2 separate regions of the Homo sapiens genome follow, and region 2 is linked to region 1. Evidence: chromatin contacts called from ENCODE Hi-C or POLR2A ChIA-PET data. All regions are on one chromosome and are shown on one strand. Each heading gives the region's core, a stretch centred on a gene start or an enhancer-like site at or near the end of the contact. The rest is flanking DNA. Distances are from core to core; before and after follow the strand shown.

The links. Hi-C counts contacts between places; a loop is a spot of excess contacts on that map. ChIA-PET counts read pairs that join two places held with the same protein, here RNA polymerase II (POLR2A). Pooled maps may share reads with other maps.
Region 2: a map of GM12878 shows a loop between it and region 1 (3-fold over the local background). The contact joins two enhancer-like sites. A Hi-C loop is called at or near these places in 3 of 168 maps with a recorded cell type or tissue (CD4-positive, alpha-beta T cell and GM12878), 4 of 37 single-sample maps with no recorded cell type and 4 of 50 pooled maps. POLR2A ChIA-PET finds 5 or more read pairs at or near these places in 1 of 52 experiments (activated CD4-positive, alpha-beta memory T cell).

What each region holds. Positions count from the first base shown.
Region 1 is chr11:5,699,168-5,703,441 of GRCh38, reverse strand. All of the region lies in intron 4 of TRIM22 (tripartite motif containing 22), which reads right to left. Among named protein-coding and RNA genes, the nearest start is that of TRIM22, 12 kb to the right of the region's middle. Within about 2 kb of position 2,886, at least 2 of the 41 ENCODE cell types and tissues checked have a DNase peak (open chromatin) inside an H3K27ac peak, as active enhancers do.
Region 2 is chr11:6,733,348-6,737,621 of GRCh38, reverse strand. No RefSeq gene overlaps it. Among named protein-coding and RNA genes, the nearest start is that of OR2AG2, 36 kb to the left of the region's middle. RefSeq lists enhancers at 596-775, 1,026-1,115. Within about 2 kb of position 2,126, at least 6 of the 41 ENCODE cell types and tissues checked have a DNase peak (open chromatin) inside an H3K27ac peak, as active enhancers do.

The DNA of each region.
Region 1 (4,274 bases), core at 1,637-4,136:
TGCTCTCCAGCCTGGGTGACAGAGCAAGACTCCATCTCAAAAAAAAAAAGAAAAAAAAAGAATAAAATTATGTCCTTTGCAACAACATGGATGCAGCTGGAGGCCATAATCCTAAGCAAATTAACACGGGAACTGAAAATCAAGCACTGCATGTTCTCACTTATAAGTGGAAGCTAACTATTGAGCATACGTGGACATAAATATGGAAATAATAGACACTACAGACTACACTAGGGGAGGGAGGAGGGTGTGTGAGTTGAAAAACTACTGATTGGGTAATATGCTCATTACCTGGGTGATGGGATCTGTATCCCAAACCTCAGCATCACCCAATATTCCCATGTAACAAACCTGCACATATACTCCCTGTATCTAAAATAAAAGTTGCAGTTTTAAAATTAACTATATTTATTTACAGACAGCATGATTCAGTATGTAAATGATCTCAAAGAATATACACACACAAACACACAACTACTAAAACTAGTAAAAGTTCAGCATGTGGAATAAATATTAAAGTTTTGAAAGAATAACACCCATGACTCAAGAATTTTATATTCAGAAATTTTGTCCCGCAATAATGAAGGAAATACTTTGCCATAAACGTTAAAAGACATTATTCAGGGGGAAGAAGAGTATATGTCTGAAATTCAGATCTTCACAAAGAGAGAAAGAGCACTGAAAAAGAAGTAAAGGTAAATAAAATATTTTGTTTTTCTGATTCTCAACTAATATATAAGATAATGGCTTAAAGTAATAATATCAACAATGTAGTGGGCGATTACAGCTTATGGATAAGTGAAATGAATGACAGCAACGTTACTCAAGATTGAGGATACTCTGCTCTAAGGTACCTGCACTACATGTGAAGGGGTATAGTGTTATTTGTAATTAGACTTAGATTAGTTGTAAATGCATATTGCAAACTCCAGGGAAACCACTAAGCCTTTATATATATATGTATAGTGTTATTTATATTTTTAAAATATATTTTTATATATTTATAAAAAGTTTATATTTTTAAAATATTTTTATATTTCAAATATATTTGTATGTTTGTTTTATATTTATATATATACCTTTAGGCATATTAGTTATATTATTATTAGTTATATTAGTTATATTATTAGGCATATTAGTTATATTTATATATATACCTTTAGGCATATTAGTTATATATTATATATAACTATATATAATATAATATATATTAGTTATGTATACTAGTTATGTATATATAATATATAACTAATATATATTAGTTATGTATATGTAATATATAACTAATATATATTCGTTATGTATATGTAATATATAACTAATATATATTAGTTATGTATATTATATATAACTAATATAGCTATATTTGTGATGTATATTAGTAATATATAACTAATAAGCTAAGAGAGGAAAGAAAATTGAATAATATAAAATAATCAATTGAATAATACAAAATAGTTAAAAGAGGGCAGAAAAAGAGAGGAAGGGAAAAAAAAGCAAAGAGCAAGTACGGTCAATAGAAAACAGTGAAAAATGGTAGGCGTTTTAATTTTCTGGGGTTGCTCTAACAACGTAGCAGCACAAACTGTATGGTTTTTAAACAACCGAGATTTAGTCTCTCACAGTTCTTGAGGCTAGGTTCAAAATCAGGATATTGGTAATGTTGGTCCCTGCTGTAATCTGTTCCACGCTTCCCTATTAGCTTCTGGTGGTTGCTGGTACATTGATTTTGGGCTCTGAGCTTTCAGAACTATGAGACAATTTTTTTGTATGAGGTTTTAAGTTATAAAGTTTGTGACAATTTCTTACAGCAGCCACAGGAAATGATTACCGCTACAGTTGTACCTGAACAGCACACTATATAGCAACTGATTTAAATGGCATTCATAGAATATTCCATCTAAAGGCAAATATCTATTCTTCTCAAGCTCACATTGAAAATTAACCAAGCTATAACACATTCTATACCACAAAATACACGTTAACAAATGTAAACAATTGAACTCATACAAAATGTTTTCTTACGCAACAATAGAATTTAACTAGTAATCAGTAACAGACAGCTGTAATACTCCAAAATATTAAGCAACACTTTAAAAATAGGCTTAGTGGGTTTTATTGGTAAACTGATGAATTCTACCAAAAGTTGGAGAAGGAAATTATTAAAATTCTCCCCAAATTTGTTTCAGAAAATGAAAGGAGATGGACTATTTTGTAACACATTCTATGAGGTCAGCATTACCCTAATCCAGAGCCAAGTAAAGACATTATGAGAAAGGAAAACCAGAAACCAGTATCTCTCATGAACACAGATGCAAAAATTCTCAACAGTACGTTAGTAAAACAAATCCAACAAAATATATATAAAAATTGTGCACCACAAGTAAGTGGGATTTATTCAAGGTATGCAAGCTGGTTCAATCTTTGAAAATTATTAATGTAATCTCCCATATCAATAAAGAAGAAAAATCATATGATTATATCAACTGAGGCAGAAAAGCTATTCGACAAAATTCACACCATTCATGATAAAAAGTCTCAGCAAACTAGGAATAAAGAGGAAGTTTCTCGGCCGGGTGCATCTGAGGTCAGGAGTTCAAAACCAGCCTGCCCAACATGGCAAAACCCTGTCTCTATTAAAAATACAAAAATTAGCTGGATGTGGTGGTGGGCGGCCTGCAGTCCCAGCTGAGGCAGGAGAATCGCTTGAACCCGGGAGGCAGAGTTTGCAGTGAGCCGAAATCGTGCCACTGCACTCCAGTCTGGGTGACAGAACGAGACTGCGTCTCAAAAAAAAGAAAAAAAGAGGAAGTTTCTCAACTTCATTACAAATCTGAAAAAAAAAAAAAAAAAAAAAGACTCCTATAGCTAACATCATACTTATAAGTGAGAGACTGAGTACTTTCCCCCTAAGGTCAGAAAAAAGGAAAGGATATCCCCTCTCACCATCCCTGTTGAACATTGTACTAGAAGTCCTAGCTAGTGTAATAAAACAAGCAAAGACAAATAAAAACTATACAAACTGCTGGCCAGGCGCGGTGGCTCACGCCTTTAATCCTAGCACTTTGGGAGGCCAAGGCGGGCAGATTGCCTGAGCTCAAGAGTTCGAGACCAGCCTGGGCAACACAGTGAATCCCTGTCTTTACTAAAATACAAAAAAAATGTAGCCAGGTGTGGCGGTGTGCGCTAGTCCTGGGAGGCTGAGGCAGGAGAATTATTTGAACCTGAGAGGTGAAGGTTGCAGTGAGGTGAGATTGTGCCACCACATTCTAGCCTGGGTAACAGTAAGAGACTCCGTCTCCAAAAAAATACACCAAAAAAAAAAAACCATACAAACTGCAGAGTATGAAACAATTAACTTTATTCTCAGATGACATGATTCTCCATGTAGAAAATGCCAAAGAATTGACATTAAAAAAAAAACTCTTCTATGACTAATAAGTAATTATAGCAAGGTTGCAATATACAAGATTAAAATACTAAAGTCAGTTTCCTTTCTATGTGCCAGCAATGAAGAATTGAAATTTGAAATAAAAAAAAAATTACAATAGCACCAAAAGTAAAACAGAAAAAACTCTTTAAAAAGGTACAGAATCTACATGTGGAAATAATAAGCTTTTCAGCAGTGTTAGTTATTAGGAAAAAGCAAATCAAAACTGCATTGAGATACCATTATGTTCCCACTAGAAAGGCTGTAACTAAAAAAAAAAAAAAAAAGGAAATAATCAAGTATTAACAAGGATGTGAAGAACCTAGAAACTTTTTATATTGCTTTTTATAAGCTTTTGTATTGTTACTCATATAAAGTGAGTAACAACTTTGGAAAATAGTACGACAACTTAAAACTTATACATAAACAACATACAACACTCTTTTTTTTTTTTTTTTTTTTTTTTTTTTTTTTTTTTTTTGAGACGGAGTCTCGCTCTGTCGCCCAGGCCGGACTGCGGACTGCAGTGGCGCAATCTCGGTTCATTGCAAGCTCCGCTTCCCGGGTTCACGCCATTCTCCTGCCTCAGCCTCCCGAGTAGCTGGGACTACAGGCGCCCGCCACCGCGCCCGGCTAATTTTTTGTATTTTTAGTAGAGACGGGGTTTCACCTTGTTAGCCAGGATGGTCTCGATCTCCTGACCTCATGATCCACCCGCCTCGGCCTCCCAAAGTGCTGGGATTACAGGCGTGAGCCACCGCGCCCGGCCACAACATACAACACTCTTAAAATCTACTCAAGATAAATGAAAACATGTTTGTATGAGGACATGTAAGTGAATGTT
Region 2 (4,274 bases), core at 877-3,376, 1.0 Mb before region 1:
GCCTCAAGTGATCCTCCCACCTCAGCCTCCCAATGTCCTGGGATTACAGGCATGAGCCACCGTGCCCAGCAAACTTTGGCCAATCTTAACCAGAAATCATCCCAACAATTTTGCCTTCATCAGACAGAAAGAGATGAAAGCACCAAATGAATTCCATGTCCTGAATAGCCCAGCTACAATTGCTAAGCCTCCTAATCTCCAATTTCTTTCTGCCCACTCTCTGTTCCTCTTTGTGTTTTAACTTGTCACAGTGAAAAATTCCTGAAACCCAATATGAACATACATTCCATATAAATTCTCTGGGTTAGCTCTTCTAGGTCCTCAGTCATGGCTCCTCTCTATATATTTTCATTAACTCTAAGAAATTCTGTAATCTCTAGGAGAATGAGATGTTCTCTTGGCTTGACAGTGGTAACCTCATTTAGGTCCTCCTTCCCTTCCATGAGAATTTACATGTTTGAGCCCCACATCCCACTGGGATGGACACTGTAGTTTCAGCAGGGATTTTCAAAAAATTAAACGACTGAAGTAGTTAACATTTATTGAGCCCCTACTTCAGATCAAACACTGGGATAAGCACTTTTTTTGTTTTGTTAGTTGGCAGACAGATAAGGCAGGCTCCATGATTTGTGCCTTATATAATGTCTCCTCTTCTTTTGAGTAATATGGCAGAGGTGAAGGGGTTTTTCAGAGGCAATTAAAGTCCCAAACTGACTTTGAGTTAACCACAAGGAAGACTATCTTGAATAGGCCTGACTTAATTAGGTAAAGCCCTTAAAAAAGAGACTGAGTCCTTCCTTAGGGCAGATACTTCTCTCTCCAGTTGCCTTGAAAGGTAAGCCATCGTGTTGTGAGAGGAGCTATGGAGATGGCTATGTGGTAAGGAACTGTAGGCAGCCTCCAGGAGCTGAGAGCAGCCCTGGATGACAGCCAACAAAAAAATGGGAACCTCAGTCCAACAACCACAACGAATTGAATTCTGCCAACACATAAGCCTGGAAGCAGTTTTTCTCCAGCCAAGCCTCTGCATGAGAATACAGCTCAGTTAACACCTGGATTGCAGCCTTGTGAGACCCCAAGCAGAGGACCCAGCTAAGTCATGCCAGAGCTTCTGACAGGAACTATGATAGAGATGTATTGTTTTAAGATACTAAGTTTGTGGTAATTTGTTACACAGCAATATAAAAATAATAGAGATTTCTAGTTTCTAGAAGTTGAGTGGTGCTATAACAAAAACCTAAAAAACATGGAAACAGCTTTGGAATTGGGAAGTGGGAGCAGGCTAGAATAATTTTGAGGAACATGATAGAAAAAGTCTAAATTGCCCTGGATGGACTATTAGTAGAGATCTAGAATTTAAGGATACTGCAGTGAAGGCTCAGAAGAAAGTAAAGAACATGCTATTGGAGTCAGGAGGAAAAGGATCCTTCTTATATAGTGGCAGAATGACCTAGCAAAATTATTTCCTGGAGTTACATACAAATCAGAACCTGTAAGTAACAAATTTGGTTATAGTTAAAGAGACTTCCAGGCAAAGTGTTGAAGATTTCTCCTGATTTCTTCTTTCAGCTTGTAATAAAATGTGAGAGGTGAAAGATAAATTTGAGAAAAGAATTATTAGATAAAAAGAAACCAGGACTCCATAATTTTGAAATTCTCAGCCTCTCCAAAAGGCAAAACACACTACAATTGAGAGACTCCATCATGAATCTCTGCTGGGTATGACTGTATAATCCTTTGCTGAAAAATCAGAAATATAAAAAGTTTAGATTAATCAGGCACATAAAGTGTTCTTTTAAGAGAATCAGAGTTTGCCTCCCAGACATCAATCCAACACAAAGTCCCCTAGTTGGAAGCTTTAGGGCACTGTCCCTTCCCCTTCTCAGCAGAAGGCCAAAGTATGGAAGGGTTTATCTGAAAACGGTCTTTAAATGTGGCTTTTTTCTAATAAACTCCACTGTAATACATCAAAGACCCACATGTTCTTGAAAACTTAGTTCAGCAGAAACACTGCCACTTAAACTGAAAGACAAAGAGAGTACAGAATGAAAAGAGGCTGTTAGATGCCTCCCCCCAAAAAAAATCCTACTGGCAGGAAGAAGGCTAATAAAACTACTCAGCTGTGAACACATGCTACCTTTCATGAAAAAGGAAGGATGACTCAGGCGGCAGAATTAAGAACCCAGAGAGTAAAACTAGGAACCATAGAAAATTACATTCAGATCTTGAAACGTAATAAAGGAATGCCAACTATAGCTTTCCCAGCTGGATTTCAAGATTATTATGAAAAAGTGACACATTTTTAAACTTCTATTTTCCCCCTTTTTGAACTAAAACGCCCATAGCTTTTATCCTATGTCTGTCCCATCATTGTATGTTAGGTATACTGGAGACAGATAACTTGGATCTTTAGTTTCACCAGTCTGTAGATGGAGACCAACACTTCCCCAGAAGGTATACTTAACAGATTACACCTAGGAGTTTAATCCATGCCTGGACTTAATTTAAATAATGAAATTTTAGAGGTCAAGTAATTCATAGTGGGATGACACTCTCAGAACTGATAAGGGGTATAGTAGTCTGTTTTTACACTGCTATAAAGAAATACCCAAGACACAGTAATTTATACAGAAAAAGGGTTTAATCGACTCAGAGTTCTGCATGGCTGGGGAAGCCTCAGGAAACTTACAATCATGGCAGAAGGGGAAACAGGCAGGTCTTACGTGGCAGCAGGAGAGAGAAGAACAGGGGAAACTGCACTTATAAAACCATCAGATCTCATGAGAACTCACTCACAATCATGAGAACAGCATGAGGGAAACCACCTCCATGATCCAATCAACTCCCACTGGGTCCCTCCCTTGACACGTGGGGATAACAATTCAAGATGAGATTTGGTTGGGGACACAGAACCAAACCATATCAAAGGGGATAAATTTATTTATGTGAGAGGGACATGAATCACTAGGGGCCAGATGGTAGATTGTGGTAAGCAGATCTTAAGGTTCCCATGTCCTGGTGTCCACATATTTATGTAATTTTCTCTCTTGAGTCTAAGTGGGTCCTGTGATTTGCTTTTAGCTAATAGAATATGGCAAAGATGACAGGATCTAACTCCCATGATCACGTTACATTTTAGAAGCCACCATTCCAGCAGATGAGGACAAGAAGTTCCTCCATGCTGGCTTTGAAAAGGCAAGTCACCATATTTAGAGAAGGCCTGTGGAGAATAGCATGTGGCAATGGAGAATATCATGTGGCAAAGAACTATGGGCAGCCTCTGAGAGCTGAGAATGGCCTCTAGACAAGAAAATAGGGACCTCAATCCTATAATTATAAGATGAATTCTGCCAACAACCTTAGAAAGCTTGAAGACAGATCTTTACCCTGCTGTCTTAGTCCATTTGTGCTGTTATAATAGAATACCTGAGACTGGGTAATTTATAAAGAATAGAAATTTATTTTCTTACAGTTTTGCAGGCTGGGAAGTCCAAGATAAAGCCACCAGCATCTGACAATGGCCTTCTTGCAACATCCTCCAACAGAGAGGAACAACATGTCCTCACATGGCAGAAGAGCACAGAGGAAAAAGAAGACCAAACTCACTCTTTTATAAGAGCATTAATCCCACATAGGAAGGCAGAGCCCTCATGGCCCTTTTGCTTCCCAAAATTCTCATATTCTAATACCACCACGGTGGGAACCAAATTTCAACATGAGTTTTGGAGCAGACAAACATTCAAACCATAGCACCGCTCAAACCTTTGATGAGACCACATCCTCAGCAAACACCTAGATTAAAATCTGGTGAGCTCTTAAAGCAGAGAACATAACTACACTATGCCTGGACTTCTGACTTATAGAAACTGTGAGATAATAAATGTGTGTCTTTAAACCCTCAAGTTTATGGTAATTTGCTACACAGCAATAGAAAACTAAAACATGTCATTTGATCATCTTAATAAGAAATGGTTTTGATAGTGGCCATTTTAATATAGAAAAAAGATAAATAATCACAGATGGTGAGTAACGAACTCAAGATCACACAGGTGGTAAAGAGCAGACAGAGAACTGTAAATCTGGTTTCCTTCCCATGACACTATGTGGTCTCATAGAGAAGAAACCATGGTTGCCTCTGCAACTGCCCATCTAACCCAAAGCTCTCATTTTCCTTGTCTATTATGGGCAAAGCTACCTGAACAACAGCTCTTGTTTGCCTTTCACCTCTGAGCCCTTTATATTTAATTATGATTTCATAGTTTCTCAATTAAATG